Regions from separate parts of the Homo sapiens genome. Here region 1 is linked to region 2. A link is a contact called in ENCODE Hi-C or POLR2A ChIA-PET data. All regions are on one chromosome and are shown on one strand. The core of a region is the stretch at or near the end of the contact, and the rest is flanking DNA. Distances in the headings are between cores, read along the strand shown.

The links. A loop is a pair of places that touch in the nucleus more often than their neighbours do. ChIA-PET counts read pairs that join two places held with the same protein, here RNA polymerase II (POLR2A). Pooled maps may share reads with other maps.
Region 1: a loop to region 2 is called in a map of endothelial cell of umbilical vein, with 2.8 times the contacts of the local background. The contact joins two enhancer-like sites. A Hi-C loop is called at or near these places in 2 of 168 maps with a recorded cell type or tissue (CD8-positive, alpha-beta T cell and endothelial cell of umbilical vein), 1 of 37 single-sample maps with no recorded cell type and 2 of 50 pooled maps. POLR2A ChIA-PET finds 5 or more read pairs at or near these places in 5 of 52 experiments (CD4-positive, alpha-beta T cell, Caco-2, HCT116 and 2 more).

What each region holds. Positions count from the first base shown.
Region 1 is chr2:221,419,406-221,424,899 of GRCh38, reverse strand. EPHA4 (EPH receptor A4) reads left to right here. Exons shown (of 18, transcript NM_004438.5): 18 at 4,348-5,494. Among named protein-coding and RNA genes, the nearest start is that of EPHA4, 150 kb to the left of the region's middle. Within about 2 kb of position 1,564, at least 2 of the 41 ENCODE cell types and tissues checked have a DNase peak (open chromatin) inside an H3K27ac peak, as active enhancers do; they include endothelial cell of umbilical vein, where a contact is called at or near this core.
Region 2 is chr2:221,465,402-221,471,180 of GRCh38, reverse strand. The region is part of intron 5 of EPHA4 (EPH receptor A4); the gene reads left to right. Among named protein-coding and RNA genes, the nearest start is that of EPHA4, 100 kb to the left of the region's middle. RefSeq lists enhancers at 1,942-2,547, 2,548-3,154. Within about 2 kb of position 3,385, at least 2 of the 41 ENCODE cell types and tissues checked have a DNase peak (open chromatin) inside an H3K27ac peak, as active enhancers do; they include endothelial cell of umbilical vein, where a contact is called at or near this core.

The sequences.
Region 1 (5,494 bases), core at 315-2,814, 44 kb after region 2:
TTGGTGCCATTCATTCATGGTACACATATTTATTATCTTCTGGGCACCAGGCAGCAAGCACAGGAGGCTTTCTCTCTAACCTTGTTAGGTCATGGGTCCCGTCCTTTGGAGAGTTTACCTCAATGGAGAAGTACTGGCGAGACTTTTCCATTAGCCTCATTTTCTGTCCTGCTCCAGGAAACTCCATCCCCAAACAGGGCCAAAGAGGATTCACCAAGATGCCAGTGGTGAGACTTGGAACTCGCCTCGGCTTTCTCATGATCAGAAAGTTGAACTACTGAAAAATGCACTGCTCATCCATAAACCTATTAGCTTTCAATGCTTCTATTTTTATATACCAGCATTGAGTTTGTTCATTCCTAGAAACAAAGGACATAACTTTGGACTGGACACATTTTAACTTTTCATTCTTTTTTTTTTTTTGAGTTATTTCATTTTTATCACTTTTAAACAAGAGTTGCTGATTTTAACGACCTTTCTTTCCCCTTGGTTGTATCCTGAAAGCTATTTCTTATAGAGCAAGGAATGTTAAATTTGATGCTGTCAAATCATGACAGTTTAGTGAAAACCTTTTTTGCAACATAAGTTGTAAAAGCTTTTCTGTTCAGAAGGAATGTGAAATTTGTTTTTAAAACTACTCCAACAATTTTTGTTTTATCACCACTTTTGCAGAAGTCTAGGAGTTCTGGATATTCACGTTAAAAGCTGACAAATGTAGGACTTTTTTGTTTCTTTTGCTTGCTTGGTAAAAAAAAAAAATTATTATTATTATTATTATTACTATTTGAGACAAAGTCTCACTCTGTTGCCCAGGCTGGAGTGCAGTGGTGCAATCTTGGCTCACTGCAACCTTGGCCTCCTGGGCTCAAGCAATTCTGCCTCAGCCTCCCAAGTAGCTGGGATTACAGGCACCCACCACCCAGGCCTGGCTAATTTTTGTATTTTTAGTGGAGACGGGGTTTCACCATGTTGACCAGGCTGGTCTCGAACTCTTGATCTCAGACAGTCCACCTGCCTCAGCCTCCCAAAGTGTTGGGATTACAGGCGTCGGTCACTGCGCCCAGGTGGCATTGTATTTTAACTAACAACAGAATGTTACCTTGTGTACATTGAATAATTAAAAGTTTTTTTTTTTTTTCTTAAAGTCTACAACTTAAGACAAGGTATTTTCTAAACACTGAACATATTAAAAGCAGACCATTTCAACAGAGAACATGTCCATTCTGAAATAGCCTAACAACATTATATACTATGCTGGTGTTGTTTTGTTCCTGCTCAGCAGGTATTTCTGTAAATGAAGTAATCAGGGAAGGATCAAAGGAGAGGTGAAGTATGAAATCTTATTTTATTCAAAGGTCACCGTCTGAATCTTCAAAATTTCAACATATGCATATATTAGAGTCAAGGCTGATGCAAAGGCCAAAAAAGGACTTTCCAAGTGCCTAAAATAATATCCAGCAACAGTAAAAGTGTTAACTCTCTCCACTACCTCCATGAAGTTTTAGAAGAGAAATGTGAGAACAATAGGAATGATGCATTGTTTCCCAGGGCGCAGAGCCAGACTCTGGCATCCGGACAGCTATGGATTCTAAAGCCAACTGAAATGTTGACACTGGGAAATTCACTCCACTTTTCTTTATAACTCAGTTCCTCCACCTGGAAATTAGAGAGATAATGATACCTTAATAATAACACCTTTCCTAATGCATGGTGTTGTTGCAAGTGTGTATGAAATATTCTTAAGTAAAACACGGTGAGCTCCACAGAAGAAAGGTACGCTTCTTCCTCCAACATTGTCCAAGTATTATTCATCTGTCTTTCACTTGTAACCCCAATTGTTTTATTACAACATGCCAGAGTGGGGTGAAATGAAGTTCAGTGGTAGGGGGGTCACACAGTGAAGCTTCTTCACTTAAATGGATTTATGAGAGTTTGGAGGTAAATACATATTTATACAATGGTGGTAGACCTTTCAAGTTATGCTGGCAGGATAAACATGCATTATTTAGCCTTGACATTTATAAAATTATTGTTTTGTAATGGGGAAGACAGTGATACAAAAGTAAAATTCTATTGCAATGAAAAGAACTGGATGGTAAAGACATTTTGATGTCATCACGACTGACTCAAAGGAACAAGCCTTTGTTTATTTAGTCACAATGAATTCTCCTTAACTCATGACCCTACATAGACCACATGCTTTGTCTGGTCTCTGTTTAAGAAATTTCCCATGATAAAGGAGTTGCCTGAATTCAATGGTGAGGAGAAGGCTTATTTCACTCAACTCGTATCCTGGCATTAAGTAGATACAAGTCTTCACATTCCCTTACATCTCAATTCAAATGTCCAATCATTTCTGCATACACACCAAGTCCCCAAATTGCCCACTTAATATTACAAATATATTTATGTAATATCTATTGATATCCAGATGTTAAGTGGAGAAGGAATTGGCAGACTGAAAGGCAACACGTGTTTATGAGACCATTCTTTCTCCTTTAAGAATTTCTAGTAGCAAAAGAAACCATTACCAACCTTGTGTGTCCGCAGGACGTGGAATACACTCTAGCGTTTTAAGATCATATTCATGTTCTCCTCATACTTCACATAAATACCTGCCCACCTGATGAAATCCCTTCACATTCAGGTTTCAAAAACTACATTTGATGGATTTGACCGATTTCCAGAGAGGAAATAGTTAGAAGGTAGATTTGATGACTTTTCTGTCATTTTTACGTAATTGTCAACATAACATTCATGTTCATGTCGACCCAGGGACCACAGGTGTGCACAACCATGCCTGGCTAATTTTTTTTTTTTTTTTTAAAGATGGGGTCTTGCTCTTTTGCCCAGGCTGGTCTCAAACTCTTGGGCTCAAGCAGTCTTCCCTCCTTGGGCTCCCAAAGTGCTGGAATTACAGGTATGAGCTACAAGACCTGGCCAGAAAACGATTTCTCTCTCTTTAAATAGACTAAAGTGTTTTCTACAATTTTAAATATGGTCGTTTACTACAAAAAATTAAATTTTATTCTCTACACGATAAATGTACACATATGCAAAACAGACAAGTGATTTGATAAAATAGGCAAAATAATCTATAAAAGTGCATTTTGGTCTTAATTACTGCCCTTTGCTTGAGGCCACCAGCTGCTAAACATGGTCACCGTGGTGGGAGGCATAGTCCAATAAGTAATCTGGATAGTTGGTTGTTATAAATGAAAGAAGGGAACTTACTTCCTTTGGTTTGAGTTGATTATGTGACAAATATATGGACAATGAGGAGCCATGAGGAGTCCATTGCTGTGTGCCAGCCTTGTTCGATTCCAGGCTGATGTCTAGAATTCCAGCCTGCGGCTGATTAGTTCTTGATATGTGGAAGGAGGCTTGAACCTAGAAGACCTCTGTCGTTCATAGAGCAAGTATCTCCCTGTGTCCCATGTTCCCTCTCTCCTGCCTGTTTACATGTAGAGAGTATGGCTCTTTCGCCATGTTAGATTAGATACTTCTATTTATCAGGAGTTACTCTCTTGTTAAGAAAAACCACCACTTTTTTTCACTTCTTAGTTTGCATTTTTCTTTTTTTTCTTTTCTTTTTTTTTTGAGACAGAGTCTCGCTCTGTCACCCAGGCTGGAGAGCAGTGGCGCTGTCTCGGCTCACTGCAAGCTCCGCCTCCCAGGTTCACGCCATTCTCCTCCTGCCTCAGCCTCCCGAGTAGCCGGGACTACAGGCGCCCGCCACCACGCCTGGCTAATTTTTTGTATTTTTAGTAGAGACGGGGTTTCACCACGTTAGCCAGGATGGTCTCAATCTCCTGACCTCGTGATCCGCCCACCTCGGCTCCCAAAACGCTGGGATTACAGGCGTGAGCCACCGCGCCCGGCCCTTAGTTTGCATTTTTCAATCATTATTGTTGACTATGGGTGGATTGTGAACTGAAACAAGTCAGGATTTTCATTTCATAGACAGGCTGTTCAACACGGTGGTTAAAGCATAAATATCAATTAGAACTTTGTGGGGTCTAATCCCAGCCTTGCCACTCCAGAGGGTATGGCATTGGGCAGGGTACTTAGTCTCCTTATGCTCAATTTCCTCATCCATATAATGGAGATAAGAATAGTACCTATCTCGGAGTTGTAATTAAGCTGTTAGTAAACAGGTTTTTTTTGCTCTTATAATTGCTATTTTTCAGAAAAGGAAAGTATAATTCGTGATCTCACCACTGAACTACTTTTACTGAAGGATACCAACTTCTACGAACCTATATATTCTTTCTTACAATAGTGGTTGACAGTTGGCTCGCAATATGGGTCGACGTTTTGTCTAAAGTCTTGCTCTTTTATCTACAGGGAGTAGATTCTGCTATCTTGGCCTCACAGCCCTTCCTGTTGATTACAAAGCCCGTGGAAGAAAACAGAACACACCCTCCTCAGTTCCGTCTAAATGTGTTTCTTCTGCTTCAATTACACCAGTTCTGGGGCAAAGACACTGATGAAACAACACCCATACCTGAAAAGAATAAATGTGTGACTTTCAAATCCCCTTTCGCAGTGAAAGAAACAGCAAACACTTAAGATTCAGCATCTGTTCTCCAGTTGCACTGAGGAATGCACTGTCTCGCAGCACCAGCTCTGCAGAGCCCTTGCCCCAGACTCTTTGCGGTTTTATTTATATGTATTTCCATATTTCATTCCTGTGTGTCACTGCTGCATTGGTGTGGCAGCAAGTGACCAAATGCTACAGGTCTTACTATGGACACCAGGTCAGGTGCAACCACACAAAACAAAGCCAGTTCCATGAGCTGCCTATGATATGCATTGCGGAAGTAACATTTTACCCAGGGTGTGCCATTGCAGTGATATAAATATATTTTTTTCTTAGACTAAATATGAGCTGACTATCTCTTTTGATGTGTGTACATAGGTGTGAGTGTGTCTGTATGCGTGCCTGTCTGTGTGCGGGTGTGTGTATGTGCGTAGCCTCATGCTTAGGACTACCCATGAATGTTGTGGAATGCTACACCTGGAGAGTTCTGGTTTTCCACCAGTTTCAAGATGAAGAACTACATGATACAGTGGACCTGGAGACCATCCCCTTGGAAAGACAACCCAGAGATGTTCAGCATCCTGTATCTACACGCATCCTGTATCTACACGTGTATTTTGTAGCTGTCACACTAACCTTAATAAGAATTCTACAGCTTTGGACAGAGGCATTTTCACCTTAATGGTGAAGTAATTTAAAATATAAATCCATTCAGGTGACAACCCATCATCAAAATTACAAATTTTCTGATTGAACTCATCTGAATCATCAGTTCCTTGATGGAGAGAGAGAAGGAGATGGAATGTGTCTGGTAACCCCAAATGGAGTACAAGTAGCCTTTGTTTTCCTGCATAAATGGACTTGTTGAATGCGAACGAATATATGCAATTCATATACTTTTGGAGATGAACGTAGATATGTGTGTCAGCTTTGAGATGGTGTGTCCTGGAT
Region 2 (5,779 bases), core at 2,136-4,635:
TTATTTCTTATGACTACAAAAGTCATCTCAATTCTCAATTCTCAAACACAGATCCAGTTGAAGATATCTACTGACCTTAATAACATTTTAAAATTTAATAGCTCAGTTGTTTCTGCCCCATTCTTATAATGCCTATAGAAATTTAAACTATCTAGCACATAGAACTTAGTTTCTAGCTGATACTCTAAAAATAAAAAATAAAATAAAAATACAATTCTAGGGTTACAGATTTCCAAGCTTAAAACCTCTTCTCCTAAATGATTATCCTGTTCCTAACCTGTACCATAGCTTTTGAGAAAATTGTCAAAAAGACAGATTTTCAAATATGAGGTCTGCAAGAACATAATTGCATGGCCACATTTTCAGAGAGCGTAGCATGTGGTGACCATTTGTGTAAGATGCATTCTCAAAATGTTCTGACTGTAATTTAACCCAAAGGTCTCTATCCCACTTCTTTCCACTCACCAGGTGCTTCCTTACACTTGTCTACATAGCAAGCAAGAAACAGGGCAGGAAAGATTTCTTCTTTATAAAAAAGGTTCCCTAAAGTGATACTTTAGGGAAAAGCAGGTTCCCTAAAGTGATACTTTAGGGAAAAGCAGAGGTTCCCTAAAGTGATACTTTAGGGAAAAGCAGAGGTTCCCTAAAGTGATACTAAAACCCACCTTCTCAGCATTCTATGGGTCATGAATATTGTCCTCAGAATATTTTGATCCCCTGTGTTTGGAACTTCCCTAGACTTCCATCCAGTAGAACCAAACTGGCAATAAGAAACATGAGGAGTCTCAGAACTTCACCCCAATGGCCTTCTTCCTGTTTCTCTCTCTCTCTCTCTCTCTCCCCCCCGCCCTTTCTCTCTCTGTCTCTCTCCCCTATTTGTAACATTCTAGTTTATACTGTCCGTGATCATCACTTCTCAGTCCTTAGACATTGTGCTTTAAGCCAAGCAACACTTGGACTTGGAAAAATTCCAAATAGCACAGAACACATTGATTTACAACTGAATTTTTACCACCATGTTTCCTCTGACTCTCTGGCCTTGTCAGGAATCATTGGTAGCCTATGATTTCATGCTATAATTTATACTTTGTCAATATGTGTCATTTTTTCCTCTGTTCTGCCTGTGTGTTTTAAGTGCAACAAGAGAAAGAAATAGAAGTTGCTAAAAAATAATTTCATAGATCTAAAGGACAGTGGCTGGTAACAATGCTAAAGAGCATCTATCTTCAATTTATGGTCACCATGACATGTTTTGGAGCAGCTCACGTGATCTTTTTAAATGACGATTAAAAAACTAGGTATCCCATTCCAACAGTATATCTGATGGAGAATTGGATGGCTTGGAAGATGACTAATGGGATTCTGGACCTTTCTGTCTTTAGGTCACCTCCTTGAATGGGGACTATATCATAAGTGGTCCAAGGCCCGGCCATTTGGCAGCCGTAGAATGACTATGTTAATGGAATTGGTCTCAGTCCAGGTCTTAGTCGACAGGTGCTCATATCATAAGTGACGTTTATTGACTCCCAACTCTTTCAACTTGGAAGACAGTGGACCATCACTGAGATAGTGATGAAGACGGAGTAATTTATAATATATTCAGGCTCCATTGAAAGCCAAGGAATTCAGCCCCTTGAGCTGGCACCTTGCAAATATTGTACTTGTCTCATGGGTTCTGTTAGTTTGAGAAATAAAAAATAGAAATCTAATTTAAAAGGATTTCTAATAACTCAGAATAGCTAATGTTGGTTTCCTCTGAGGTCATATGAGCCTCTCGTGTTGGTGCTTTTCTCTTCATTGTGTATTATAGTGATTAGATATTGGCTATGAAAATTATTACTTTTCATTTGTTTGTGTGTTTGGAGGTTGATTACCTAGTCACTTGTTTATAACAAAAGCTGTAAATGATACTCTTTGACAGAGTTAAATAAGGCTATCTTCATGCCCTTGTGAAATGGAAATTGATGAAAATGTAACACTGAGTACCTTTTATCAACATAAATTTCAAAACATGGAATTCAGAAGGATTCATCCAACACATACTCTTTTCTATTATCTGGATTAATATACCTCACTTCATTCATTCACTCTAATCAGGTTCATGACCTGAAGATGATTTGGCCCCTGTTGGAAGAGATCGTTAGTATTACTAGTATATTAATGTTTTGCCCATTGATGTTTTCTGGGTTCATCCACTGACTTTTTCTTTAACTTCACAGATGATTTGGATTTCCCTATAGCAAGTGGCAAAGCCACAACACTTCTGAATTAGTTATCACACTTAAAAAGTCAAGATGACAACAACCATAGTGGATCTATTTATTGAAGCAGACAGGCTCTTTTAGCGGAATGATCAATGTCTTACCTCTTTCTGAAAGGCTTTTCAGAGGTAGGAAATCATCAAGCATCTGATATAAAGTAATGAACAAGGCTTTTGATTGGTCAAGTTTCTGGAGCAGGCTTTTAAGTATTTCTGCCTGTAAATGTAGAAATCTGAGTGTGAAAAGTAAAGGCAACAGCAAAGATTTACTGGGTGCATCTATCACCCTGGCTTTTAGAGTCTTTGTGATTAATACCTGTTTAATTGGGGACTGATCTAGATGCTTTGGACGTCAGAAAGCTAAATGTTACAGCATTGTCTCATGGGTTCCTAACACAGCAGGACGATTAGCAGCTGTCTGAGTAACAAAGAGAACCTGAAGCCTACAAGCTTAGCTTTTTATTTTCCAGATTTGGAATGCTTGAAGCTCCCTGGTGGAGTTAACAGCAAAAGGAATAGAAGCCTTGATGCATAGCAGCTAATCCTTTCCTTTCTCTTTTCTGTATTCTGCTCAGTAAAAATGAACCTTTTCCTTACATTGTTCTCCATATTCCAAATTAATTTTGGAGAGCATTTTTTTTGTTGGTTATTTGTTTAAAAAATAATTTTGGGGGGCCTTTTTTTTTTCCTCTGATCTTCCCTAGGAAGTGATTGGAGGGCATTGTAGGTCATGGAGACCCCCATTTGGTGAAGGTTCACCATCCTGTCTAACCAAGTTACACATAAAATAATTTCAACTAAGAGTGGAAACACTAGATAACTGTCAACACTACTTTTAGGCCCAGTGAGAAGATTCATCTCACTAGAAGCATTCAGAGAAAAAAATGTATATTTATTTTTTGTTGTTGTTGCTAGTTTCACCCCATTTTCTTACCTTAAAACAATCATCTTGCTCAGGCAAATTCTTCTAAACTGCCTTCCAGTGGAAAGACTTGTTTTCCTGTTTGCCTCAAACTGGCATTCTTACTTATAACAGGAAACACACACATTGAATCCTGCCATGTTTCTGTTGGCAAGTGTTGAGCTATCCTTGTCAGAACCTGCCAACAAATTTCTTAGTAAGCAAGTAGAAAGTAAAACAAGCAGCTCCCAGACGAAACACAGGACACACTTGAACTGCAGCAAAGACACTTGGGTGCCCCTGAGGTTAGTTCCCTGCTAATTCTGGTGGACATGGGCCTTGGTTTCCAGTTGAGCTGTTACCCACTTATAATTTTATAACCGATCCTATGACTGTACCTGTAATAATGCTAATTCAAGATACTAGCTAACTTGTAAAACAGACATTAAAGTAATGCATTTTATTTACTACAAAGAGTAAGGATTGCTGTATGTTTCAGTATAATGATTAAAAAGTTGCAAAAGCTCTAATTTGCAAAACCTTACATCTTTCATGACATCTTTAGGGCTTAACCCAGGAGGTATACTAAATATTGTGTTTGGATCTTTCTAGTAATAAGTATGATACTTCCTTTTTAATACTCCTAACATTTGTGTTTGTTTTATAACCTTTTTATTGTGAAATATACACGTATGGAAAAGTGGGCAAGATTCGAATGTATAGTCATTGAATTATAGCAAAGTAAACACCTATGTGACCGTCACCCAGGCCAAGGAACAGAACAATAGAACATTGCCAGTCTTCCAGAGGCTTGTCTTGTATCCTTACCCCTTCTCTAATTCCAAAGACTAATTATTTTATTTGGTAATTGAATTTGTTTTGTTTTATTCTTGTCTTAGCTCTTTAGATTAGTTCAAATGTGAGTTCATTCTGCACCAAAAGTTTTAAGGTTTGTCTGTGAGCAGGGATCATATCGAACTTACCCCTGGGTTTCTGACAGCCGACAATGTACACAGATACCCCTGTACCTAACAGAGCAGACTTTAGAAAGATTTACGTTGTTGCTGCTGCCGCTACTGCTGTGGGAAAACAGTCACTTAAACCTTCAAGTCTCCTATTTCTTACCATGGAAAGGAGGGGCAGAGATCAGCCGCTTTCTGTAGATCAGTGGTTGAGAATGAGGGCTCTAGGACCAGATTTTTGAATTATGACCACATATAAGCTATAACTTGGAGCAAGTTATTCAAACTCTCTGTACCTTATCTTCTTGATCTATAAAAATGAGGATAATAATAGTACCTGTCTCATAGAGTTTTTGTGAGGTTTACATGAATTAAGTCCTGCAAGAGATTTAGAACAATGCTCAGCACATCATAATTACTCAATAAATGCTAGTTTCGTGTGTATGTTGTTACAGACATGTGGCATAGAGGGAGGATCACATACTTTTGAGCCAGGTGGACTTGAGTTTTAAATCTCATTTTATGGCTTTGGTCAAATTATTTAATTTCTTTGTACCTGAGTTTCCAAGTCTGAAATGTAAGGGTGATCATTATAACTACTTCAGAGAGTTATAGGGATGAAATGATGTCAGGTGTGCGTGTATGTGCAAGTGCCTTGCCCAGGAGTTTACTGGCATCTGATTTGCTCCTTTCCCCATTCTTTGTTTTGTGGCAATTCACAGGGCCTCAGTTTTCATCTGCTTAAGCAGTTAATAATTCAGTGAAAACTAAATTAACTCTTTTCTACAAAGAAAACTCAACCAAACCATTTTGAGAACCCCAATGTGTTTTCCCATTTAGCATTAGCATAAGATCAGCTGAATCTTTTGGCTCAGTGTTTTGCGATTCTGCCGATTTCATTCACTGTTAGAAGACTAGTGGCCGTGATTGTGGCCGTGATTTTGTCCGTGGGAAGCCACGCGGCCTCTGTCACTGGCTTTGCTGACCTCAGGGCAGCGCATTCCAGTTTCTCACAAATGGGTGGATATCTGCTCATCGTGCATGACCAGCTGGAGTTTCCGGGAGGGAACCCAAAGGCCTTTCAGGAAGCTGCAAAACCACAGACCAATCTTCTGTGGGCCACAGTACTTCTACAGTTTATCTGAGTTAGTTGTGATATGCAAATACCTCTTTTTTGCCAGAAGGCTCCACTTCACTTGAATGAGTACCTGTTTTAACCCCAAATGCCAGTTCAATGGGTTATTGCAATAGAAATTTATTTTCTTGCTGAAATCGCATCCAGTTGGTGGTGATGGGGGTTGTTGGGTGTGGGGCTTCCAAGATGGGCCTGGGTCATTAACCTCCCTCTGGCTTGTGGGTTCAAGAAAATGGAGAGTCACAGGGAGCTATTTATGGGCCAGATCTAGAAGAGGGGAAATCACTTCAACCCACATTCCATTACCCAAAACTCAGTCACATGAACTACCGTAGATACAAAGGAATCTAGGAAGGTAGTCTTTGGCTGGGCAGCTCTATCTAGAAGGGAAGGGATCTCACAGTTTTGGATGCCTTAGCCAAAGAGGCCAACCCAACACCTTCAACTTCCCTATGCAAACAATTAACGTGAAGGCTAAGAATAGCATCACATTCTATCATTTAAAATTTAACCAATAGCTC